Regions from separate parts of the Homo sapiens genome. Here region 1 is linked to region 2. Evidence: read pairs that join two places in POLR2A ChIA-PET (ENCODE). Cell type or tissue: Panc1. All regions are shown on one strand. Each heading gives the region's core, and the rest is flanking DNA. Links, peaks and the distances in the headings are about the cores only.

Evidence for each region. ChIA-PET counts read pairs that join two places held together with the same protein. Peaks named below come from ENCODE experiments on the same cell type or tissue, not always from the same donor. Only the 100,000 strongest peaks of a DNase experiment are listed, where the experiment ranks them.
Region 1: POLR2A ChIA-PET joins it to region 2 with 5 read pairs; 3 of 35 experiments call an interaction of 5 or more read pairs at or near these places.

Annotation. Positions count from the first base shown.
Region 1 is chr7:139,320,866-139,329,061 of GRCh38, forward strand. It overlaps a transcript of UBN2 not described here. Among named protein-coding and RNA genes, the nearest start is that of TRR-CCT4-1, 16 kb to the right of the region's middle. RefSeq lists a silencer at 5,188-5,367. In Panc1, for the core only: no CTCF peak of the experiment used is centred there; no DNase peak of the experiment used is centred there.
Region 2 is chr7:139,098,952-139,106,848 of GRCh38, forward strand. The region is part of intron 1 of ZC3HAV1 (zinc finger CCCH-type containing, antiviral 1); the gene reads right to left. Among named protein-coding and RNA genes, the nearest start is that of ZC3HAV1, 6.8 kb to the right of the region's middle. RefSeq lists an enhancer at 2,824-3,395. In Panc1, for the core only: no CTCF peak of the experiment used is centred there; no DNase peak of the experiment used is centred there; H3K4me3 peaks cover 451 bases; H3K27ac peaks cover 1,564 bases.

The DNA.
Region 1 (8,196 bases), core at 1,570-6,569, 220 kb after region 2:
AAAACAAACCATTCTCTATATATTTTGTATAAAAAGTCATATTAATATAAGGACGAAATATATAAATATGTAAAAATTCTATATTAGCTATACCTTCACACAGCCCGCTTCCTAAGTCAGGCTGTCATGAGACACCTGCAGTGCATCAGGTATCCTGGCGTGAGGAAGGGGTTACTTTTTATAATGATAACTTCTTTTACTAAAATGGGACTCTTTCTGTGTCAGTTTCACCAGAGGCCCCAAAGGCTGAGAACAAAACATTAGGTGCCAAGTACTTCCACATTCTAAAGGCAGGAGGAGCTAGATCACCTTCACAGCTCATGCTGAGATTGTAAAACTGTTAGCTCCACATTGGGAAGGATTAGCTTGGCATCCACGTCCTGGCCGTGGCGGAATGTGAGAGGATTGCTTTGGAGCAACTGTCTGTGTGCTGGACGTTGCCCTTCTTCCCAGGCAGGAGGGGGTGGGTGCCCCATCTTCAGCTCATGCCAAATAAGGGAGCACTTCAAGAGGACCATTTCGGAAAGTGTGACATGTCTTCTGGAGTTTGAGGGACACGTGGACTGGGATTTGACTCCATGTTGGTGGCTAGCCCCTGGAGATGGCTGCCTTTGGCATGGTTTGCACTCTCAGAGTTCCTGTAGGCCTGCCGTGGTTCTCTAGAAAGGGAGACAGCCTTGTTCCAGCCAAAGGGAACACCGGAGGGATGGGATAACCTCAATAGAGGGGAGGACTTCTGGAGCCTAAGCGGCTGGGCAGGTACCCTAGTGTCCAGCTGGAGAAGGTGTAGCCTCTGGGGGACAGCAGGTGGCCTGGGGGTGGAGACTCTCCAGAACGCACGAGAAAACACCTAGGAGAAAAGAAGCACCATTTGGAATCTGTCACTCCCAGACTCAACTCATGGAGTGAAACCTGACCTTCCTTCCCCTGCTTCCCCAGGACAGCAGCAGGCCAGGGACAGCAGCCAGCAAGGCCGGAGGAGGCAGTATGAGAAAGAGAAATGACACTGACCGTGACCCCACGGACTCCAGGCTGGAGGAGGAGAGAGGGTTTCAAGTCAATGACATTTGAAGTTTTGAGATGACACTGGATAAGACTAATAACTAGAAAAAGAGACTTTTTTTTTTTTGAGACAGAATCTTGTGTCACCCAGGCTGGAGTGCAGTGGCACAATCTCAGCTCACTGCAACCTCTGCCTCCCAGGTTCAAGTGATACTCTTGCCTCAGCCTTCGGAGTAGCTGGGACTATAGACACGTGCCACTACACCTGGCTAATTTGTGTATTTTTAGTAGAGATGGGGTTTCACCCTGTTGGCCAGGCTGGTCTCGAACTCCTGACCTCAGGTGATCCGCCCACCTCGGCCTCCCAAAGTGCTGGGATTACAGGCATGAGCCACCATGCACAGCGGAGACTATTTTTTAAGTAAAATAAACAAACAAACAAAAAAACTCTTTAACCTGTTTGTTACCCAAAAGAGCCTGGAAAAGCTATAAATGTCATCCAGGCCTAGGAAAGAACGTATCATTACAACTGATTTGTAGGGACACTCCTGAGAAAGCAAAGTTGCTTTTTGTTCATACCTTAGCTCCTTCAGCAAAAGGCTGCATGGGAGTGTAGAAGGTCAGGTCAGGGAAACAGGTGGGCCATGTCCCCTGGCCCTCTTGGCCCACTTCCAGGCCGGGGCAATCTAAGCCAGCAATGGGGAGACGTTTCATTGGAACTTTGGAGTTTTCATGTTATACCATCTGGACTTTTTTTTTTTTTTTTTTTTTGAGACAGAGCCTCACTCTGTCACCAGGCTGGAGTGCAGTGGCATCCCACCACACCCAGCAAATTTTTGTATTTTTATTAGAGACGGGGTGTCACCATGTTGACCAGGATGGTCTCAGTCTCGATCTCCTGACCTCATGATCTGCCCGCCTTGGCTTCCCAAAGTGCTGGGATTACAGGCTTGGGCCACCACGCCAGGCTGGACTTTTTTAAAAAACCAAAGAGGAAAATTGTCCTTCTGTGTCCTGGAAAGGCTGCGTAAACCACCCCCAGTTTCACACAGGACAGAAAGAAGTCACCCAGGAAGCTGACGAGTGGCAGTGACGAGAAGGAATCACTCACTCTCTCCTTGCATCCAGCAGGTCCAGCTTGTCTGTTTTGAGTTTCATGATATACTGAGTATTATCATGCACTGCAGTTTCCATGCTGCAGGATGTCATCAGTGGGTTAACTTGATGAAAAGCAAGACCTTCAAATAACAGAAACTACTATGTAATGGAAAGAAGCCATGAAACTCTCATATACAAGAATTGTTGGCCGGGTGCAGTGGTTCATACCTGTAATCCCAGCACTTTAGGAGGCCAAGGTGGGCAGATCACTTGAGGTCAGGAGTTCGAGATCAGCCTGGCCAACATGGTGAAACCTCGTCTCTACCAAAAAATACAAAAATCAGCTGAGTATCAAATGTCAAAATTAAACACCTAGTTTTCTTTTACAAAAGACTCAAGCATTTCTCATATGCTGACCTCTCCTTTGATGACAAGAGGCTGTCAGGAGTGTGCTGCCCTGAGGTTCACAGCATATTTTTGGCAATCAGGCTTCGTTCCCAAATTTTTGTATGCTGCTCTCCGTATTACAGGGACTAGAATTATGGAAAATGCATTTCTCAATTTCTCTTGCCTGCAAGCTTCTGGACCTGATTATTATTATTATTATTATTATTATTATTATTATTATTATTATTATTTTTGAGACGGAGTCTCACTCTTACCACACAGACTGGAGTTCAGTGGCGCGATCTTGGCTCACTGCAACCTCCACCTCCCGGGTTCAAGCAATTCCCTTGCCTCAGCCTCCTGAGTAGCTGGGATTACAGGCGCCCGCCACCAAGCCCGGCTAATTTTGGTATTTTTGGTAGAGTTGGGGTTTCACCATGTTGGCCAGGCTGGTCTCGAATGGATGTGATTTTTTTTGTACTCATGCAAGTTTTCGTAGATGCAAGGAAAAAGCGGTATTATTATTTTGGAGGCCATGGTAGACCTAAAATCCCACAGTAGCCTCCAAGTGATCCATTAGCCCCATCTCAGTGCTTTGGGGCCTCTGCCATCAACAGGGGTTTCCTGCATTTTTCTGACCTGGGTGACAGCAGCAACCAACCTCCTGTACTCTGAAGTACTGTGTGGTAGCAGACTTCCCCTAGCTCCTAATTCCCGCTGCCATTCTTATGATGTCATAAGCATTTAAATACCCTGCACTCAATTCCTGTCCGCTTGAAAGGCCTACAGTGGTTCTCTTTTTCTTGCTGAACCCTGACTAATATGGATGCCTAGCTGATATTTTGAAAAAAATGGAGATCCTTAATGGGTCTCTTTAAGTTAAAATTGTTTTTAAGCTTTAATGAGACATTAACTGCCAATTTTAAAAGAAACTTGGCTGGGCGTGGTGGCTCACGCCTGTAATCCCAGCACTTTGGGAGGCCGAGGCGGGAGGATCATGAGTTCAGGAGATCGAGACCACGGTGAAACCCCGTCTCTACTAAAAATACAAAAAATAGCTGGGCGCAGTGGCAGGCCCCTGTAGTCCCAGCTACTCGGGAGGCTGAGGCAGGAGAATGGCGTGAAGCCAGAAGGCGGAGCTTGCAGTGAGCCGAGATCGCGCCACAGCACTCCAGCCTGGGAGACAGAGGGAGACTCCATCTCAAAAAAAAAAAAAAAAAAAAGAAAAAGAAACTTATGCTATGAAGAGAGAAATTTGAAAAATGAATGTTTAGAAATGTTTATCACTGTGCAATTTTGTTGCCTGAAATAACGTGCTAAAGATTTTTCAGAATATGGCCGGGCGCGGTGGCTCACGCCTATAATCCCAGCACTTCGGGAGGCTGAGGCGGGCAGATCTCCTCAGGTCAGAAGTTCGAAACCAGCCTGGCCAATATGGCGAAACCCCGTCTCTACTAAACATACAAAAATTAGCCCGGTGCAGTGGTGGACGCCTGTAATGCCAGCTACTTGGGAGGCTGAGGCAGGAGAATGGCTTGAACCTGGAGGCAGAGGTTGCAGTGAGCCGAGATTGCGCCACTGGACTCTAGCCTGGGCAACAGAGCAAGACTCCATCTCAAAAAAAAAAATAAGATTTTTCAGAACAACGAAACATACTGAATTACGTGTTGTCAATAAAATACACAATCATAATCTTTCTTTACTGAGAGAAATTAGGACTTTTTAAAATGTTGATAAAAGTATTTTCAAAATATGTGTTTCATTTTTAAAACATTTCTATTTTTTCATGTTTTATAATGCTTCCATAGTAAATGTATATAATTTAAAAATAAATACAAAGGATTACAGGGGAGGAACAAGACTTTTACTGATATGAGTACATAATATAAAAAAGTTTAGAAATCACTGCTTTTTTTTTTTTTTTTTTTTTTTTGAGACAGAGTCTTGCTCTGTCACTCAGGCTGGAGTGCAATGGTGCGATCTTGGCTTACTGCAACCTCCGCCTCCCGGGTTCAAGTGATTCTCCTGCCTCAGCCTCCTGAGTAGCTGGGATTACAGGTGCCCACTACCACGCTCAGCTAATGTTTTGTATTTTTAATAGAGAAAGGGTTTCACCATGTTGGCCAGGCTAGTCTCGAACCCTTGACCTCAAGTGATCCACCTGCCTCGGCCTCCCAAAGTGCTGGGATTTGAGGCATGAGCCACCATGCCCGGCCGAAATCACTGCTTTCAGACACAACATCTATAGCATCACACTCGACAGAAGTGCATGCACACGCATGTATACTCTGATGTATACTCATTTTCATCAGTCTTGGCACTTGCCCACCAAAATCTCCCCCCAGTTATGGTAGCACATCCAGGTTGCCAGTCCTTGCTGTAGTTGAAGAGTAAAGATTGGGCCCTCGGAGTCTGTCCCCACAGTTTCGCTGGGCATAGTAAACTGTTGTCCCAGAGCTCCTTTACCTTCACATAAAGATTGAAGGACAGGATGGAGGTGACCTGACAATGGCTGGGGAGTGGAGGTAGGGTTTCTTTAGTTAAAAACATGGGCATTGCACCGGGCGGTGGCTCACGCCTGTAATCCCAGCACTTTGGGAGGCCAAGGGGGATGGATCACTTGAGGCCAGGGGTTTGAGACCAGCCTGGTCAACATGGAGAAACCCCATCTCTACTAAAAGTACAAAAATTAGCCAGTTCGATGACCAGCCTGGTCAACATGGAGAAACCCCATCTCTACTAAAATTACAAAAATTAACCAGGCGTGGTGGTGTGTACCTGTAGTCCCAGTTACTTGGGAGGCTGAGGCAGGAGAATCGCTTGAACCCAGGAGGCAGAGGTTGCAGTGAGCCAAGATTGTGCCCCTGCACTCCAGCGTGGGCAACAGAGCAAGACTCTGTCTCAAAACAAACAAACAAACAAACAAACAAACAAACAAAAAATGGGCATTGCCCCATTCAGCATATGTACACACACACACGTTGAAAATGGCAGAACCCTCCTATCATTTGCCTCTCAGCTCAAATATCACCTTCTGAGGAAGGACCTCCAGAACACATTACAAAGCAGCAGGTCCAGTCCCCAGCCCTGGCTTTATTTTTCCCCATAGAACACATCACCCTTTGACAAACTTTGTTTTGCTTGTTATTTATCATTATCTGCCCACCTCTCGAACAGAAGCTTTGTGAGTATAGGAACTTTTACCTATTTTGCTTGCTCTGATTTCCTTAGCACCTAGAAGAGTGCCTAACTCATAGCAGGTGTGCATTAAAATTCATTGAATGATAAAATATTTGCTTTCCCAGGCTTCCTTGAAGCCAAGACATGGGCACATCACCCAGGCCATGCCAATTAGAACCACTCACTTGAGAACATGACCCAGATAATGACTTAGACTCATCCTGGCACATATGGGAGCAGAGAAGCCAGCCACTGCCAGTGTGCTGTAGCAGCAGCTTTGGTGCAGGTGTCTGGGTCCAGCCCAGGGCCACTGTGTCACCACTGCAAACTGTGGTGACTGTGCCTGGGATTGTTTTCACTGAACCAGATCTGTGGCAGGATTTGGGTGAGGTTGTTGGCTGTGTCACTCCCAAGCCTGGTCTCTAGCCTTACCAGAAAATTGTGAGAGGCACCCCGCATCCTTTTAATGAAAGTATTTTCTTCTTCTTTTCTTTTTATTTTATTTGTTTATTTTTTTTGAGACAGAGTTTCACTCTTGTTGCCCAGGCTGGAATGCAATGGCGCGATCTCAGCTCACCGCAACCTCCGCCTCCCGGGTTCAAGCGATTATCCTGCCTCAGCCTCCTGAGTAGCTAGGATTACAGGCATGTGCCACCACACCCAGCTAATTTTGTATTTTCAGTAGAGACAGGGTTTCTCCATGTTGGTCAGGCTGGTCTCGAGCTCCCGACATCAGGTGATCTGCCAGCCTCAGCCTCCCAAAGTGCTGGGACTACAGGCGTGAGCCACTGCACCCAGCCCAGAGCCAACATTTTATTATTTACTCTGTGTATTAGTCTATTTTGTGTTACTATCACAGAATACCGCAGACTAGGTAATTTATAAAGAAAAGAAATTTATTTCTCATAATTCTGGAGGCTCGGAAGTCCAATATCAAGGTGCTGGCATCTGGTGAGGGCCTTTGTGTTGTGTCAGAAGGCAGAAGGGCAAGAAAGCAAAAGGGGCCCAAACTCACTTTTATAACAAGCCCACTCTAGTGACCACGAGCACTCTGCAATAACAATATTAATGCACTCTGCCCTCGTGACCTAATCACCTATTAGGCCTCACCTCCCAACACTTGCACTGGGAACCTAGTTTCCAACATATGAACTTTGGGGAATACATTCAAACCATAGCACTCTGCCTTAATGAACTAATAGCATAGAATGGAAGATAAGAGTCTTGTGGCAGTTCAGTAAGTCCAGAATTCGTATCACCCCTTACCACAACAGTTATTGAAGACCTATTTCCAGAAGATTATCCCGCTTCTTCAGGGCTGGCTAAAATCTGCTGCATCTCAGAAAACTGCTTAAATTTCTATCACAAGGAGAATAACTGATAGAATTCTCCCTAATCCCTCCTGTGTATTTGCCCTTTAAAACCATATACTTGTGAACTAGAGGTTGATAAAATAAACATGAATGTGAGTGGGACAGATTAATTCATTCTCCTTAAGTTATATAGTTTCCTCTTCTGTTGACTCTGAAAGTGTCAGGATTCCAGCTAGGGTTTGAAAGATTATATCAAAAAGGGCTGTATTAGTCTATTTTCACACTGCTATAAAGAACTACCTGAGACTGGGTAATTTATAAAGAATAGAGCTTTAATTGATTCACAGTTCCACATGGCTGGGGAGGCCTCAGGAAACTTACAATCATGATGGAAGGTGAAGAAGAAGCAAGGCATATCTTACATGGTGGCAGGGGAGAGAGTGGAGGGGAAAGTGCCACACTTTTAAACCATCAGCTCTTGTGAGAACTCACTCACTGTCGTGCGAATAGCAAGGGGGAGATCCACCCCCATGATCCAATCACCTTCCACGAGGCCCCTCCCTTGACATGTGGGGATTACCATTTGACATGAGATTTTGGTGGGGACACAGAGCCAAACCATATCAGGGGCCACAGCTAGAGCCAAACCCTGACAGGGACCTCGGACAGAAGAGCTGCTAGAGTGAGAAGTCCTTACTCTGAGCAGTTGCATCCTGGCTCACATGGAAGATGATGGAGCTGAGACATAGGTCATCTAGCTTGTACTGGGAAAGAGTCCAGGGAAAATTAGGATGAATCATGACTCACACCAGAGATGAACCAGCATCAGCATTATGAAACTCACAAAAACATGTTAAATCAGAAATCAGATAGTCAGGTATGGTGGCACATGCCTGTAGTCCCAGCTATTCAGGAGGCTGAGGCAGGAGGATTGCTTGAGCTGGGGAGGTTGAGGCTGCAGTGAGCTATGATCATACCACTGCACTCCACAACAGACTGAGACCCTGTCTCAAGAAAAAAAAAAAAAAGGAAAAGAAATTAGAAACCCATCAGTAGAAACTAAAGATTAAACTCAAATGCAGAGGTTTTTAGCAGCAATTTAAAAATCATGAACTTCAGGCAGGCTGAGATGGCTCACACCTGTAATCCCAGCATTTTGGGAGGCTGAGATGGGAGGATCACTTGAGCCCAGGCATTTGAGACCAACCTGGGAAAC
Region 2 (7,897 bases), core at 1,491-6,490:
TAGAACCATTTAATGGATGGAAAAATATATCTACTTATTTTAAATGTGTAATTTTGCCATCTCTGCATTATGTAAAAAGTAGAAAATATTGTGTTATCACATGCTTCATTTGTCACTATTTAAGATTTTATCATGGTTCACAATATTACAATGTCATAATGTTTGTTAGCTTAATTTCTAAAGAAAATTGCAGACACCGAGAGTCAAATTTGATCAAATTAAAAATTTGAGATGTAGTGTTTGTGAAAAGAGAACAAAAATTCCCAAATGATTCTTACAGGGTGCACCCTTTTGTGTCACGATGTTGCAGAAAACAGCATGTCTCTAAGGCCACCAGTCTGACAATAACATGACTCCATGGACAGTGCAGAATTAGTTACAGAAGGAACTTCAGGAAGATTTCTCCTAGATGAATACGCCCACACAAACAACACAGAACATGCAAGAGTAAAATGCAAATCATTTTTCCTTAGTGAAAGAAGCAGACACAAAAGGCCACATATTATTAGATCCCATTTACAGGAAATGTCCAGAATTGGAAAACAAACAAAAAGTAGGTTAGAGATCGCCAGGGGCTGAGGAAAGGGGAGAATGAGGACTGGTTCCTGATGGTTGTGGGGTTTCTCTTTGGGGTGATGAAAATGTTCTGGAATTCCAATAGTGGTAACAGTTGCACAACATCATGAATATACTTATTGCCACTGAACTGTACACTTTAAAATAGTTTTACTTCGGGAGGCCCAGGAGGGCAGATCACCTGAGGTCAGGAGTTCAAGAGCAGCCTGGCCAATGTGGCAAAACCCTGTCTCTACTAAAAATACAAAAATTAGCCAGGCATGGTGGCGCGTGCCTGTAATCCCAGCTACTTGGGAGGCTGAGGCAAGAGAATCGCTTGAACCCAGGAGGCGGAGGTTGCAGTGAGCTGAGATCACACCACTGCACTCTAGCCTGGGTGACAGAACAAAAAATAAATAAATAAATAAATAAATAAACCTCAAAAAAGTAAATAAATAAAATAAATAGTTTTAGCCATTTTTAAAATGGTAAAAAACAAACAAAAAATAAATACTTTATCTCAAAAAATAAATAAAAATAGTTTTAGCCATTTTTAAAATGGTAAAAAACAAACAAACAAAAACTGTTACAAACAAAAATAGAGTGCTATGATGACCAAAAAAGTAAAATGCGAATAAGAAGCAACTACTAAGATGCCAAGTAAGACAAACTTAAAAAAATGAGTAATAAGACTTAAAAGGGCTAGAGATCCAGAATATATAAAGAATTAAAACCACAATGAGGGCTGGGCGCGGTGGCTCACGCCTGTAATCCCAGCACTTTGGGAGGCCAAGGTGGGCAGATCACGAGGTCAGGAGATCGAGACCACCCTAGCGAACATGGTGAAACCCTGTCTCTACCCAAAATACAAAAAAAAAAAATTAGCCAGGGGTGGTGGCATGCACCTCTAGTCCCAGCTACTCAGGAGGCTGAGGCAGAATGGCGTGAACCCAGGAGGCGGAGACTGCACTGAACCGAGATTGCACCACTGCACTCCAGCCTGGGCGACAGACCGAGGCTCTGTCTCAAAAAAAAACAAAAACAAAAACAAAAACAAACAAAAAAAACCACAGTGATACAATTTCACATTCCTTGTATTGGCACAAATTTTTAAAAGCTGACGATACCACTTGGCCACTATGTGAGGCAAGGGAAGGCTCTTATTCTTCTGGTGGGAGTATAACTTGGCAAACACACTTCGGAAAACAATTTGGCATTATCACATAAAACTTTAAGAATCAAAATTCCACTCTCCCTCTCTTTCCACGGTCTCCCTCTCCCTCTCTTTCCACGGTCTCCCTCTCCCTCTCTTTCCACGGTCTCCCTCTCCCTCTCTTTCCACGGTCTCCCTCTCCCTCTCTTTCCACCGTCTCCCTCTGATGCGGAGCCGAGGCTGGACTGTACTGCTGCCATCTCGGCTCACTGCAACCTCCCTGCCTGATTCTCCTGCCTCAGCCTGCCGAGTGCCTGCGATTGCAGGCGCGTGCCGCCACGCCTGACTGGTTTTCGTATTTTTTTGGTGGAGACGGGGTTTCGCTGTGTTGGCCGGGCTGGTCTCCAGCTCCTAACCGCGAGTGATCCGCCAGCCTCGGCCTCCCGAGGTGCCGGGATGGCAGACGGGGTCTTGCTCACTCAGTGCTCAATCTTGCCCAGGCTGGAGTGCAGTGGTGTGATCTCGGCTAGCTACAACCTCCACCTCCCAGCCGCCTGCCTTGGCCTCCCAAAGTGCCGAGATCGCAGCCTCTGCCCTGCCGCCACCCCGTCTGGGAAGTGAGGAGCGTCTCTGCCTGGCCGCCCATCGTCTGGGATGTGAGCAGCCCCTCTGCTCGGCTGCCCAGTCTGGGAAGTGAGGAGCGCCTCTTCCCGGCCGCCATCCCGTCTAGGAAGTGAGGAGCGTCTCTGCCAGGCCGCCCATCGTCTGAGATGCGGGGAGCGCCTCTGCCCTGCCGCCCCGTCTGGGATGTGAGGAGCGCCTCAGCCCGGCCACCACCCCGTCTGGGAGGTGTACCCAACAGCTCATTGAGAACGGGCCATGATGACGATGGCGGTTTTGTGGAATAGAAAAGGGGGAAAGGTGGGGAAATGATAGAGAAATCGGATTGTTACTGTGTCTGTGTAGAAAGTAGACATGGGAGACTTCATTTTGTTCTGTACTAAGAAAAATTCTTCTGCCTTGGGATGCTGTTGATCTATGACCTTACCCCCAACCCTGTGCTCTCTGAAACATGTGCTGTGTCCACTCAGGGTTAAATGGATTAAGGGCGGTGCAAGATGTGCTTTGTTAAACAGATGCTTGAAGGCAGCAGACTCGTTAAGAGTCATCACCACTCCCTAATCTCAAGTACCCAGGGACACAAACACTGCGGAAGGCCGCAGGGTCCTCTGCCTAGGAAAACCAGAGACATTTGTTCACTTGTTTATCTGCTGACCTTCCCTCCACTATTGTCCTATGACCCTGCTAAATCCCCCTCTGTGAGAAACACCCAAGAATGATCAATAAAAAAAAAAAAAAATCAAAATTCCACTACTAGATCTCTAGGGAAACTCATGTACATGTACACAAAGAAGCATATACCAAAATGTTCAAAGCATAATGGTTTAATAGCAAATACTTAAAACAATATCAATTTTACTTTGTTTTTTCAGAGGCAGGGTCTCATTCTATTGCCCAGGCTGGAGGGCAGTGGCGCAACTGCACCTGACCGCAGCCTTGTCCTCCCAGGCTCAAGTGATCCTCCCGCCTCAGCCTCCTGAGTAACTGGGACCACAGGTGTGTGCCACTGTGTCCAACTAATTTTATTTTTTAATGTTTTTGTAGGAGCTATGTTGCCCGGGCTGGTCTCGAACCCCTGACTTCAAGAGATTCTCCCACCTCGGCCTCTTGAAGTACTGGGATTACAGATATTAGCTACTGAGGCCAGTCTCAATTTTAATAATAAGAAGATCAATATATAAATTGTGTACATTCATGCAAAAGAAAACAATGAAGACATTTCAGGGAATCAGAGTAGACCTTCTCTAAAATTGGTGGGGCCCAGAGCAAGGTTATAAATGGAGGCTTGGATACAAATGTCTAAATATTTAACAGTAATAAATCATGCTGAGCTGGGCTTAGTGGCTCATGCCTGTAATCCCAGCAGTTTGGGAGGCTGAGGCAAGAGGAATGCTTGAGCCCAGGCACTCGAGACCAGCCTGGGCAAAATAGTGAGACACTGTCTCTATACACACACACACACACACACACACACACACACACACACACACAAATTAGCCAGGTATGGTGGCACTAGCCTGGTCCCAGCTACTGGGAGGCTGACATGGGAGGATCGTTTGAATCCAGGAGGTGGAGGCTGCAGTGAGCCATATTTGCACCACCACACTCCAGAGTGGTGACAGAACAAGATCCTGTCTCAAAAAAAAAAAAAGTATATATATATGTATATGTATATGTATATGTATATGTATATGTGTGTGTGTGTTTATATATGATATATATAAAATAAAAACTTTAATACAAAAACTTTAAAATTTGTTGTAAAAAAATTTTTTTGGAGACAGAGCCACACTCTGTTGCCCAGGCTGGTGTGCACTGGCATGAACATAGCTCACTGTAACCTCAAAATTCCTGGGATCAAACAATCCTTCTGCCTCAGCCTCCAGCACTGCTAGGACTATGGGCATGCACCACCACGCCCAGCTAATATTTTTTATATAATTATTTTTATTTTTTATTTATTTTACTTGTTTTTTATTTTTTTATTTTTTTATTTTTTTTTTATTTTTTGATGGGGTCTCACTATGTTGTCCAGGCTAGTCTTGAACTCCTGTCCTCAATCCTCTCATCTTGGCCTCCCAAAGCACTGGGAGTACACCCATGAGCCACTGCACCCAGCCCAGGAAAAAAATTTTTTTTGAATTCAAATAATGACTATTTCAAAGCCTTCCGACTGGCATAAGCCAAAAAAGTCTGATAACACCAAGCATTAATTGGCCAGAAAATGAGGAAACTGGGACACTCAGACATATAAGTATAAATTGGCACAGCCACCTTTATACTAATTCGTCAGAATCTGGAAAAGTTGAAGCTATGTAACAATTCAAACCAACAATTCCACTTCCTAATGATCTACCCTGGAAAAGCTCTAACCATGAGCACCAGGAAACACTTGCACGTAAATTCTTGGCAGCACGATTTGGTATAACAAAAACCTGGAAATATACTATATATCCATTACTGGGGGGAATAGGTAACTGAACTGTGGTATAAATCCTATGATGAAATACTTTTCAACTGTTAAAATGAATAAACTAGGTCCTTGTGTAGCAATATGAATAGATCTCCAAAACACAGCATTGAATAAAAATTCTAAAACACATAAAATACTACATTTTGTATATGGATGCAAACATATACAAGAGGAAATTATAAAATCATGGAAGGACAAGATACACACCAAAATCATGATTGAAGCTGCTTCTTAGGAAAGGGAAATGAGACTGGGGATGAGAAAAAAATAACCTTAGGTCTGTTATGATTGTTTAGTATATTTTAAAAGAGGAGCAAAACTGAAAAATGTGAACACTTATTTATCCCAGGAGGTGAGTTATAACTTTTATGGGTTCAGAATAAATATTCTCTGATGCTTGCGTTTTTCAGTATTCTATTCAACTTGCGAAACAGTCAACTAGTCCTCTTCCCATCTACCCACCCCCACCCAAAATGTGAATTAACCGAAAAGGAAAGACATACAAACAGGAAAGAACCCAGAGGAAACACCCACATCGGCAAAAACCGCAAAGCAAGGTAAAGACCCTTAGGCAGCCTGCTTGAAACAGTTAACAGAAATCATGCAGGCAAAATAAATTTTTGAATTAATAACTTCATATAGTTACTGGACAATGTAAGTAGCTAGTTAAGAAGTCAAGGCCGGGCGCGGTGGCTCACGCCTGTAATCCCAGCACTTTGGGAGGCTGAGGTGGGCGGATTGCCTGAGCTCAGGAGTTGGAGACCAGACTGGGCAACATAGTGAAATCCCGTCTCTACTAAAATACAAAAATGAAAAAAAATTAGCCAGGCGTGGTGGCAGGCGCCTGTAGTCCCAGCTACGCGGGAGGCTGAGGCAGGAGAATCGCTTGAACCGGGGAGGCGGAGGTTGCAGCGAGCTGAGATCACGCCACTGCACTCCAGCCTGGCAACAGAGCGAGACTCTGTCACAAAAAAAAAAAAAAAAAAAAAAAAAGTCAAACAAGGCCGGGAGCGGTGGCTCATGCCTGTAATCCTGCACTTTGGGAGGCTGGGAAGATTGCTTAAGCCTAGGAGTTTGAGAGCAGCCCAGGCAAAATGGCAAAATCCCATCTCTACTAAAAAATACAAAAATTAGCTGGGTGTGGTGGCACATGCTTGTAATCCCAGCTACTCGGGAGGCTGAGGCAGGACAATCGCTTGAACCGGGGAGGCGGAGGTTGCAGCGAGCTGAGATCACGCCACTGCACTCCAGCCTGGGTGACAGAGTGAGACTCTGTCTCAAAAAAAAAAAAAAAAAAAAAGAAAAGAAAAGTTAGCCGGACATGGTGGCGCCCACCTGTAGTCCCAGCTACTCAGGAGGCTGAGGGAGGAGGATCATCTGAGCCTAGGAATTCGAAGTGGCAGTGAGCTATGACCGTGCCACTGCACTTCAGTCTGGGTGACAAAGCAAGATCTCATTTCTAAAGAAAAAAAAAAGGAAGTCATGCAGATCTAGGTTCAAATACCAATCCTGCCAGCTTCTAGTTATGTTACTTTCAGTAGATTTCTGAAAGGCTCCATGCCCGAGTTTCCTACAATAAGGATGGGACTTAAAATACTACCTTAGGAGCTATCCTAAAGACTAACCTGGATATCATCTCCAAAGTGCTTATCATAGTGGTTGGCACATAGTTATTTGTTCGATAAATAGTGATTATTTTTGCATCAGAAGTGGGATTAGAACTCCATGTGTGGGCATATATTTCAGCAAAGCAAATAGAAATATCCAAACCGATTCACCAAAACAATTATCCAACATTGAAGCAAGCCCTGTTGTCAACTAAAATGTATCACTAAAAACATTGCAAAAGAAAAGACAGGAACTACAGAATAGACAGGATAAATCCTATCTATAAATAATAGTACCACAGACAAAATTTTATACACCCAGCACAATGCAAATCGTCCCCCTGTAAACAGAGACCAGTTTAGTGAACTGAATAGTAATGTCAAGATGGGTATCAATTAGTTAACAGACCCCATTAACTGGTAATCTACAAAGAAAGTTCTTAAACTCACAAGTGGCAAGTTTTGGAAGACAAGGTTTTATTACTCGCTAAGAGGAGAATATTTTTAAAACATAAGTAGGGAGGAAAAAAACATGTTTTCTAGGACCCGAGGACAAAAAAAAAATTCTCCCAGAGGTCCTTATTACAACACTTTATACATTAATAGATTAAAAGTTTGTAATTCCCAAATTCAAAAGTGATATAAAATGAAATTAAAAATATGGCTCTGCCAATAAATGTTAGGAAATAAGATTTTATCACTCTACTAAAAAAAATAAACTTTATTGACTTCTCTGGAGGGTCCATCCAAATTTAGATAGACCAAATAATCCCTATATTATATATATTCTTATAAAAGTGGAGGTTAACAACCCAATTAACGAGTTTAAAACAGTTTTGCTGTTTCAAACCAGGGAAAAATATACCATAATAAACTTCATAAAACTAAAATTTCTAAGCATATTGCCTACAACAAATTGAAACAAAGTATTTAAATGTTAGATATGTAACATATGAAAACAATTATAGGCCAGGTGAGGCAGTGGCTCAGGCCTGTAATCCCAGCACTTTGGGAGGCCTAGGCCGGCAGATCGCTTGAGCTCAGGAGTTCGAGACCGGCCTGGCCAACATCGCGAAACCCCATCTCTACTAAAAATACAAAAAATTAGCCAAGCATGGTGGCACACACCTATAATCCCAGCTACTTGGGAGTCTGAGGCAGTAGAATTGCTTGAACCTGGGAGGCAGAGTTTGCAGTGAGCTGAGATCGGGTCACTGCACTCCAGCCTTGGGTGACCCTATCTCAAAAAATTTTAAAAAAATCTTTTTTTAAAAGGATTATGTCTATGTATCCTTTTCCCTGAAAATAAAAGTTGGATTTATAAGACAATCAGGGAAATTTGAATACCAACTGGACAATAGATGATATTAAAATTGTAATTTTTTTTACAAAAATGTGATCATTGTACTGTATTATGTTAATAAAACATAGTTCTTATGTTTTAGAGATACTAAAGTACTTAGTAATCAAATGGTTGCTGAGATTTGC